Regions from separate parts of the Homo sapiens genome. Here region 1 is linked to region 2. Evidence: chromatin loops called from intact Hi-C (ENCODE). Cell type or tissue: mammary epithelial cell. All regions are shown on one strand. Each heading gives the region's core, and the rest is flanking DNA. Links, peaks and the distances in the headings are about the cores only. Region 1 overlaps URI1 (URI1 prefoldin like chaperone). Region 2 overlaps LOC107985345 (a long non-coding RNA gene).

Region 1 (5,379 bases), core at 115-5,114, 240 kb before region 2:
GTAAACTAAAGAAGTGACATTTGGGAAATCAGAAATAAGGGGAAAGATGAAAGAGGTAGATATAAAAATATATAGACTAGCCTTCTGATGGCATGTCTAGGTTATCTTTGTTTATATGATTTATGGTCCACCTACTTGCAGAAAAGATTTAAGCCCAAGCAGTTCTATTATATTTAGAGGGTTTTTTTTTTAGTTGTCTTCTATTTCACAGCAAGTTATTCAAAAGAAAAAATTAGTAAATTTTGGTCAGACGCGGTGGCTCACGCCTGTAATCCCAGCACTTTGGGAGGCTGAGGTGGGTGGATCACGAGGTCAGGAGATCGAGACCATCCTGGCTAACACAGTGAAACCCCATCTCTACTAAAAATACAAAAAAATGGCCGGGCATGGTGGCAGGTGCCTGTAGTCCTGGCTACTCGGGAGGCTGAGGTAGGAGAATGGCATGAACCTGGGAGGCAGAGCTTGCAGTGAGCCGAGATCGCGCCACTGCACTCCAGCCTGGACAACAGAAGGAGACTCCATCTCAAAAAAAAAAAAAAAAAAAAAAAAGAAAAAATTAGTAAATTTCTACAACTTAGAAATTTTAGAAGGTGTTATAAAAACAAATATTTTTCCCTTAAGTTAAATTATTCTAAATAATCTTATTTCTCCTGAAAGGGGACTCAGATTAATTACTTTAAGTATTAAATTTTAAAAGTAACCATAAGGCAGCGAGCCTTGTTCTACAAGCAACACTTGAAAAACACAGCAAAAGAAACAAAAACATTTCATTACTTTGTTGTCCTCCACAAAAGTAAGACCACAATGGAAGAACAAAACTAGTTTTTGTTTATTTTTTAAACCTGCCAAAACATGCAAATAGTGCCCCTAAAGAAAAAAAACTTATTGTATTATTTTCATTTTTCTTAAAAATAGTTACTAGGCTTCAACTTTAAAATACCTGAACTAGTAAATTCTTTAACATAATGACCTCGTTTACACTCAAGAATTTATAATAAAGTATGTACCTACATAGAAGTACAGCAGTAAGTCCACAGTAAAGAAAAAGAACTATGAGCTGATTTACCACTATTTAGGAGTCTTTACCAACAACCCAGTGGCTACAAAGTCATATGGTATCCATTCTTTGCAACACAAAACTGTCTTTAACCTATGAGCAATAACAACAGGAGTATATGCCAACACTGCATGTGACAAAACGAACTGCAAAGAGTTCAATGGAGGCGGTTTAAATCTTTATTTGGAGAGGAAACCTGTATTCAGAGATGAAGTAACTTACTTAATATTACACAACTGTCCAGGAACTGGTAAGAGATGAGACCAGTTTTAAAACCAAGTCTTTCTATCAGGGATTCTATCTAATCCTAAAGTGCACAGTCCCTATACTGGCCTGCTTCCAACCATCATGCGGCTTACTGGATAACAGCAGAAAAACACTGGTTACAGCTGCAGTCTTAAAACACTGACTGCTATTGCTGTTTCTCCTCCACTAGTTAGTTCCTCAGTCCCACACTCACAAATAAGACCTTGCCAATCATGTCAGTAAAAGCAAATTCTGTAAGCTTAAGTTCACCAATTCACTAACATTATAATCCTTATTTCTTCCAATGCCTCCTACAGCTCCTGACCCTTTCAGATGAAACAAGTATAAACACATTTCCCAAGCATCATTTACTAGTATATCTGTGTATGTTTAGGTGAAGGTAGAAGGGTAATGTGCTAGCCCTACAATTACTATCACACCTCATCATATTTTTAAGACACTTATAAATTAATAGGGTTAGACACCTAGAAGGACAATGATGGACAGCCCATCCAAAAATATTTTTCTGTTCATTAGTGTCCACCTAACATACACATACATTTTGTTACCAAGGGTTAAAATAACATTTGGTAACTTTTAAGCTCCACACATTATATGGAAGACAGGAATAATAATTTCTTAGCTGTTGTTCCTCAGAAGCTGCTTTTTAAAAATTATTTTATAAAGGAGAGCAGTAACATGCAGTAAGATCTCCAGTACTTAAAATTTTCATTTGTGCTATTTATATTGGTGACAGACCACAAGAGGGCATAAACCTATGAGTTTCTAAGGCAAGTTAAATACAATGCCACACTAAAACTAGACTGGAACAGAAAGCCTAAAAGGTCAAGAGTACTTCTTCATCTTTGATACTTTTCTCAAAAATGCTTCACTTCTAAAACTTGTCTCACCATACTGCAATTTTAAATTCTTCCTGTATGGGTTAATGCATAATATAACAGTTTGGGAACTGTGCTAATCAGAGCTGTCTAAATTTATATAGTTTGCTTCTCCTGCTAGACTGTGGCTTCAAGACAGATCTTACTATTTTGGTTTTAAAGCTGCTGAGTCAAAAAGAAAATAGTATCAGTGGGAGCTGAAGCCAATGGATACTGGACATACATGTTATGTGACAGTTACTTAAAAGCTGAAAATAATTTCTTAAAAGATAGATTTGTCAAGTAGATGTATAAATATCATTACCAAAGTATACAAATAGTGTACTTTCAACAAAATTTACAAAAATTACAAATCTTTTAAGTAAACCCCTTTGCAAATAAGGGAGGAATTGACTACAGGTTCCTAACAGAAAAAAATGCAATAAGCACTGGGATAAACTGTAATAAACTGAGTGTTGCTGTATAAAAACCACCATAGCCTGAGCAGAGTGGCTCACGCCTGTAATCTTAGCACTTTGAGGCCCAGGCCAGTAGATCACATGATGCCAGGAGTTCAGACCAGCCTAGCCAACATGGTGAAACCCCGTCTCTACCAAAAATACAAAAATTAGCCAGGTGTGGTGGTGCATGCCTGTAATTCCAGCTACTCAGGTAGCTTGAATTGCTTGAACCAAGGAGGTGGAGGTTGCAGTGAGCCGAGATCACACCACTGCACTCCAGCCTGGGAGACAGACAGAGACCCTGTCCCCAAAAATAAATAAATAAATAAATAAATCAACCACCATAAAAGTAAAGAAAACCATTTCAATTTTAAACAAATTATGTTCCAAATATGCTGCAAAGCAAAACTGCTAATGAAAGCTAAGTCCAATTATATGGAGCCACTTCTGAAAACACTTACATGTTCTTATTTAAAATGTTAGCTAAGATGGAATCAAAAGTCTCCTTAATCTTTACCTTTATGTTTTAGCCAGATTCCTCCTACACAGGCTTCTAAGCATTTTTTCCTGTATGCCAATCTAGTCTCGTTTTACACAAATATCGGACTATGTCTAACGTGCTCTGGCACTATACATCTCCCTCCCTTGTTGGCTTTACCTACAAACTGGGCTCTTTTTTTCTTTCAGTAATCATTACTCACTATCTTAAGTATTCTATTACAGTTTTCTCCTATTGGAAATATTTTAAGAGTGGTGACACATACATTCAGTAATACTTCTAAGAATGAAGACGTTTACATGTTTGGAGGGTTTTGGGGGTGACTTGAACTAGAGATCCAGGAACTCTAACTGTTCTGGCTGAAAGCTCCATGAGGTAGGGCCATGTAGTAAACATAACATTTGCAATGAAACATATGAATATTCAAAATGTAATAAATGCCTCACCCATATAAGTTCCAGTTTTGTCAACAATGAATATGCCATAAACTTAAGAATAACTGTGTTTTCAGTGCTTTTCAGGCTTCCGAACTGCAGATAAGAAATTGTGACCTACATTTCTGAATCTGAAATACTGCCTGAATTCCACCTTGCATGCCCACTGTTTTATCAGAGATTATCAATCATTTCTTCTCCATTCACATGCCTTCCTCGTAGAAACCCTGCCCTTCTCCCATAAAGAATGGGTAAAGAATCCCATTTCTCCGTCTGTAGCCACAATAAAGGGAGAGGATAGATACCTGCTGCTAACTGGACCAACCTCATTTACTTTGGACATCAGAGCCTGAGGTGATTACAGATTCTGGTCCTAAAAGAAAGACCACTATAGGATCTGCACAAGCTAACCAACCATCTAAAGCAGCTGGTACAGGAAACAACATAAATGTACAAGAAAACAAAACACAGAGACCCAAAAAACTCCTACCCTTGACTCCCTCCTGACTTCTTACAGTAAATTATTTCATAATTTCCTAAGCATCTGTATGATTTGCAACTAAGAAAACTTTAGAGTAGCAAACTTGCCACACAGGTTAGGAGGAGAATGTGCCTGTGAAAGGCTCAAAGGAAACAAACAGTCCACTGAAGAGTAAATACAAGTAGAAGAAAAAAAAAAAAAAACAGGAAAATATACTCCCAGGTAACAAAAAAGTCAAATTAAAGCAATCTTATTTAGCATTAATTAAAGAAGTACATTTTTATTTTAAACACCACTGGCCGGGTGTGGTGGCTCACACCTGTAATCCCAGCACTTTGGGAGGCCGAGACAGGTGGATCACCTAAGATCAGGAGTTTGAGATCAGCCTGGCCAAGATGGTGAAGCCCTATCTCTACGAAAAATACAAAAAATTGGCCAGGCGTTGTGGCAGGCGCCTGTAATCCCAGCTACTCAGGAGGCTGAGGCAGGAAAATCAAACCCGGAAAGCAGAGGTTGCAGTGAGCCAAGGTCACGCCATTGCACTCCAGCCTGGGCAACGAGAGCAAAACTCCGTCTCAAAAAAAAAAAAAAAAACAAAACAAAAAACAAAAACAAAAGAAACCACCACTGTCAGTGAGACTGTAGTAAAAATCTCAAATCACACTAAATCACTGCAAGTAGCTATGTAAATTCAAAACTCAGTCTAGACTTGCGTAATACCTCCAAGTAGGACAAAAAAAGCTTGTAACTCTCAGAAAGTAGAAGAGACAGACAGATAAATACAAAAATTATCTCTTTAAAGGCACCCAAGAGCTGCCAAAGCAGTGAGGACAAGAGGGACCAAGGATTCAGAGAGGGGAGAACTGTGGAGAAGTGAGCTGATCATCTGAAGCCACTTTTTTCTCAGACAACAGGAGGCACAGGCAAGAGGCTGAGAATTATGTTGGGCCCTGAGGAGACAGCCATGGCTAGCAGAAAGAAACAAGCAGAACTTGCGCAGTCTGACAAGGCTATATGGTAGTAAAATGAGAGCACAAGAGAGGTCTTAAGCATACAACTGCTTTCCCTCCCATGGTATCTGTCAAATTCTGAGCTGCGAAGGCCAAAAAGATAAACTAAAACTCTGAAAAGCAGAGCTCAGGATCAAACAAAAATTAGTTCAGAAGCCTCCAAGGAAATATGGTGTAGTGAGCAAAATCAAGCTTCCAGATGAAAGCCTGAAGAAACCAGAAGCAGCAGATGGCTTACTAAAACAACAACCTGGCCTTCACTCCACCCAGCACCTGCCCGGAGTAAGGTGACCAGCTCCCACTGCATCTGCTT
Region 2 (5,379 bases), core at 170-5,169:
GAAAGTATACTCAACATCGCTAAACACTAGGAAAATGCAGATCAAAACCAAAATGAGATACCACCCCACACCCATTAGAATGCCTGCTATATATTAATAAAAGAAAAATGAAAACACGATAAACTAAAAATAACATGTATTGATGAGAGTGTGTTGGTAAGAAATTGGAATCTTTGTGCACGGTTAGTGGGAATGTGGAATGGTGCAGCCAGCCTGGAGAACAATATGGCAGTTTCTCAAAAAATTAAACATAGAATTAACATAGAATCAGCTACTCCACTGCTAGGCATATACCCTGAAGAACTGAAAGCAGGACTCAGAGACATCCATGCTGATGTTCACTGCAGCATTATCCACAAGGGCCCAAAAGTGGAAACAAGCCAAGTTGCCATTAACAGGTGAATGAATAACAAAATGTGGCACGCCTTGTACATACAATGGAACATTATTCAGCCATAAAAGTGCATGAAGCTTTAATACATGCACCACATGGATGGACCTTGAAAACACTATACTATGTAAAATAAGTCAGTTTCAAAAGGACAAGTATCATATCATTCTACTTGTTTGAAACATCTACAAGAGACAAAGTAGCAGAGAAAGTAGGCTAGTGATTACTAGGGGCTGAGGGGAGAGGGGATGGGGAGGTGTTGCTTAATGGTTACAAGGCTTCTGTTTAAGGCAATTAAAAAGTTTTGGAAATACATAGTAGCAATGGTTGTCCAGCAATGTTCATATAACTCAGGCCACTGAATGAACATTTAAAAATGGTTAAAATGGGCTGGGCATGGTGGTTCACGCCTGTAATCCCAGCACTTTGGGAGGCCAAGGGGTGGGTGGATCACCTGAGGTCAGGAGTTTGAGACCAGCCTGACCAATATGGTGAAACCCCGTCTCTACTAAAAATACAAAAATTAGCTGGGCATGGCTGCGTGTGCCTGTAATCTCAGCTACTCCGGAGGCTGAGGCAAGAGAATCGCTTGAACCCAGAAAGTGGAAGTTGCAGTGAGCCAAGATCGCGCCCCTGCACTCCAGCATGGGCAACAAGAGTGAAACTCCGTCTTAATAATAATAATAATAATAATAATAATAATAAAATGGTTAAAGTGGCACATTTTATGTTGTGTGTATTTTACTGCAATAAAAAAAGTACTGATTAAACTGGCAGGAGAAACTAGTTCTGATTATTGCAAGGAGATAGAGTTGTTTCTCCATGAGGGATGGATGAGTATGTTTGGGACTCAGGAGAGTCACTGGGCTGTCTCTTAGTATCTTATTTATTTATTTACTTATTATTTTTGGAGACAGGGTTTTGCTCTGTTGCCCAGCTAGAGTGCAATGGTGCAATCACGGCTCACTGCAGCCTCAACCTCCTGGGCTCAAGCGATCCTCCCACCTCCGCCTCCTGAGTAGCTGGGACTACAGGCATGTGCCACCACACCTGAATAATTATTTTTCTTTAGAGATGGGGTCTTGCTCTGTTGCCCAGGCTGGTCTCAAACTCCTGGGCTGAAGTGATCTGCCTGCTTCAGCCTCCCAAAGTGCTGGGATTACAGATGTGAGCCACTGCGCCCTGCCTTCTTGGTGAATCTTGAACCTGCAATTAGATAAAATAGGCAGTCACAGCAGCCAAGGGCCAACCAAGACAAAGCTCAGGAAAGACTCAGAAACTGCAGGGGGGAAGGTGTGGTCACCTCACCTGGCACACAACTTAAACAAGCCAAAGTGCTGGCCAAGAGTGAGGGACATCTGGAGTGGTAGGTGCAGGAGGGAGACGATGAATAGCAACTGTAGTTTCATTCACAGTAGGATTTCCGCAGGCCTCCCCCTTGAAGACCTGGTGACAGGTTGGATTTGATGCAGGGCATGCCTGAGTCTCAGCGGTCCAAGAGGGAGATGATCAGACAATCACGGGCACCGCCTCGCATCCTCCTGGCCTCCGCTGATTCAGCTATGGCAGTGGTGAGCAGTTTTGTGCAAGCTTCAGCTCATTTGGGCCTCACAGCACCTTGCCTCAAGCATGCTGTTTGCTTTGGCCCCAGGGCTTCCTGAATGCTGTGGCATGGGATGGCAGAAAGAGCCCATTCAGCATGCAAACATATGTTCAGCCCGAAGGTACGGGGGTTACCGTTCCCAGGGAACTCTCAGCAAATGGGGGAGAGGCAGAAGATTCTGAAAGGTCTTCTGTCTACTCAGCAGTCCGCGTGGGACCGAGCCCTGGGTGCCTGTAGAGGGGACCAGCCTTGGTAATCCACCCTTGTGTTGGCTTGTCCTTCACTGTGTCACCTTCCCTGTTTCCTCATCCTGCTTCCTAAAATTGCCTCCAAACTCCACCTTCCCTCAGAGAAGGACTGAAGTAGGTAAGTGGAATTTAGTATCAGGTTTGTAAGGGTGAGATCGCAAAGTACTTAAGATACAAACACAAAGTGTCTATCCTACAGACCTGGGCTCAGTCCTTTTTTTTTTTTTTTTTTTTTTTAGACAGGACTGGAGTGCAGTGGCGTGATCTCGGCTCACTGCAACCTCTGCCTCCTGAGGGTTCAAGCAATTCTCCTGCCTCAGCCTCCCGAGTAGCTGGGATTACAGGCACCAGGCTAATTTCTGTATTTTTAGGAGAGACAGGGTTTCACCATGTTGGCCAGGCTGGTTTCGAACTCCTGACCACAAATTATCCACCAGACTTGGCCTCCCAAAGCACTGGGATTACAGGTGTGAGTGAGCCACTGCACTGGGCCACAGCCAGTGTTGAAATTCCACATAATCACAGACTAAGTTAAAATTTCAAATTAAACATATCTGGATAATTTCATCATAGCAGAAATGGTGAAGGGGTAAATTCTGGCAAAGTGACACGCTCAGTTTGTTAGGTTACAATCGGGAGGGCAGCGTCTTGAACGCGCTCCGGCGCCCATGGTCCCTGGATTTCCTAATCTATAGCACCCTCTAGTGTTAGCTTTGCTTCATGTCCAGAGCTCAGTGGTAAAAGCCTGAAATTCTGCCTCTGCACAAACCATGCTAAGTGGAAATTTGTGACAGAAGAGGCTCCTTTTATTGCTTTTTCTCTAAGGAGAAGTCATCAGGTGCTTAAATCTTTGGAAATAAATTTGTGCCACCTGTATGTTTAAAATAAAGTATCATGCTTTATGCTTCATTTGTTCTTCCAACAAGTAATTGTTGGGGGTCCCTGCGGTCTGCAGAAGGCCCCATGTTGGAGCAGGAGGTTTTAAATGAAAACGCTGCACATTTTCACAGATGAACAGGGAAGGAGGGTGTCACGCCAATGTCCAAACGGGGAAGTAGTTGGCCGGTGCGTGCAGGGGAGAGAGCTGCCACCGTTCCCCCTCAGTCCCACCTCAGAATTCATCATCCTACCTGGCTCGGAAACAGATTTGGGGAGCATAAGCTCTCTTTATAGTTTGCCCCACAATCAATTTCAGTGCATCTGTGCAGAGTGACATGAACTGTCCTAAATGTCTTCTAAAATAAAAAGACACCTTTGCCTCACTCGGGGCTTCGCAGCATTAAATGTACTTGGGTTAAAGGCTTCAGCGTACTCCAGTGGGGGCGCATCTTCCTACACTTTGGATAATTCATATGCATGAGAAGACATCGTCATTTTCGGTGCAGTTCTGAAAGGAAGTATTAAGGGCGAGAATTTGATTTTAAGTGAGGGAAGGGGAAAAAAAGGTGTGAATTTAGCTCCAGACTCTGCAGAGGATGAAAGAAGATGTTATATTTCTGTTTGAGACGTTGCAAATCACTCTAGAGTGCCCTCTGAACTTCTCCCTCAGCCCACCTGTCCACAGAATGGCTGGGATTCACTCCACTCTCCAGGATTTACTGTCACCTCTCCCATCCACAGTCTTTTAGGAACAGACCATCTCAGACAGCCCCTAAAGTTACCGCATGGACAACAAATTGTTCTGCAAAGTGATAGCATAGAATGCACCAAAACATCTTGAAAGAAACTTACTCAAGATGTGCTTGTTTCCTCAAGATGATATTTTATTTGTTTTAACCGGCAGTCTTGTGGGTATATATGTCTATGTTTAGCCAAAATGAAAAATGCTCCTAAAATAAAATCTCAGAAACTTTGACCAGAGTGCTTGTATGTTCTAAGGGGGAAAGAGTGTTGCATAATTCGTTACGGGGGCAGACTAAACCTTCCCTCCACTTAGAAGAGTGGGGCTGGGTGTGGTGGCTCATGCCTGTAGTCCCAGCACTTCGGGAGGCCAAGGCAGGAGGCCAGGAGTTCAAGACTAGCCTGGGCAATACAGGGAGACTCTGTCTCTAAAAATAATTTAAAAATTAGCCAGGTGTGGTGGCATGCACCTGTAGTCCCAGCTACTCAGGAGGCTGAGGTGGGATGATCACTTGATTCCAGGAATTCCAGGCTGCAGTGAGCTATGATTATACCACTGCACTCCAGCCGGGGTGACACAGTGAGACCCTGTTTCTAAAAAATAATTTAAAATAAAACTAAGTAGAAGAAAGATGGGCACTAAGCCTAAAAATTTGACCTCACTAAACATAAGGTGTTAGTTCAGAGCTCTGGACCCCAAAAGCTGTGGCCTGGAGTGGGTGAGTGTTTTATTGTCCCTGATATGGGAAAAGGAGTCCAGGAAGAGGCTGGTCCACAGATAAGAGAGTAGCAGGAGACCCTGTAAGATGCTGAGAGCCTGGCTGGGCCCAAGTAACTCTCAAGAACCAGGAGGTCTCAATATTCCCTTCCAGGCACCTGGTGAGCCACGCCGCTACATTGAACCCTCACTGGCCACTGTAGACCCAACAGTCAAAGTCTGTGGCACCAACACCTTGTGTTATAGAGACTTTGGGGAAGTCCCCGAGAAGGTCTGGAGCTCCCAGTTCATTTGGGCCAGGCACACTGAACAGAGGGAGGGCTGGAGGAGCTGAGGAGGGAGGCGAGGAGGCGAACCCTGAAGAATCAGGCTTTAGAGGCTCCTGATCAGGAGAAACGCACAGGTGGCTCTTACCACCTCTCTCAGCAACCTTTAGAGATTCCGGGCTGGTGTCTGCTAGCTTAAAAATCACTCATTTAAAATAATTAAAAATCATTTAGAAAAGGAGGGCTTTATTTCTCATATAGAGTTACAACCTGCAAGGCAGCCACCCTGACTGGCTAAGAAGTGTAGTCTCCAGTAGAAGCCAATAGGCAGGCACTTTGAGGAAGGGTGGGAGGGGATAAGACAGGAATTCAAGCTGAATGGGTTGGCCAGGTATACATATTCAACGGGATATAGGAAGAGCTATGAATATTCTTGGAAGGAGGCCATACACATGTGTGATAAGCAAACATGCATGTTACACACATCCCATGTTCACCTTGGAGTGGAGAATACACATTTAAGTGTATTACAA

Evidence for each region. Peaks named below come from ENCODE experiments on the same cell type or tissue, not always from the same donor. Only the 100,000 strongest peaks of a DNase experiment are listed, where the experiment ranks them.
Region 1: a loop joins it to region 2, with 4 times the contacts of the local background. A loop is called at or near these places in 3 of 110 quality-filtered maps.

Annotation. Positions count from the first base shown.
Region 1 is chr19:29,963,736-29,969,114 of GRCh38, reverse strand. The region is part of intron 1 of URI1 (URI1 prefoldin like chaperone); the gene reads right to left. Among named protein-coding and RNA genes, the nearest start is that of URI1, 24 kb to the right of the region's middle. RefSeq lists an enhancer at 2,067-2,336. In mammary epithelial cell, for the core only: a CTCF peak has its summit at 2,071 (motif pointing right); no DNase peak of the experiment used is centred there.
Region 2 is chr19:29,728,205-29,733,583 of GRCh38, reverse strand. The region is part of intron 2 of LOC107985345 (a long non-coding RNA gene); the gene reads right to left. Among named protein-coding and RNA genes, the nearest start is that of C19orf12, 16 kb to the right of the region's middle. RefSeq lists enhancers at 2,673-2,722, 2,843-2,892 and a silencer at 4,853-5,047. In mammary epithelial cell, for the core only: a CTCF peak has its summit at 2,943 (motif pointing left); no DNase peak of the experiment used is centred there.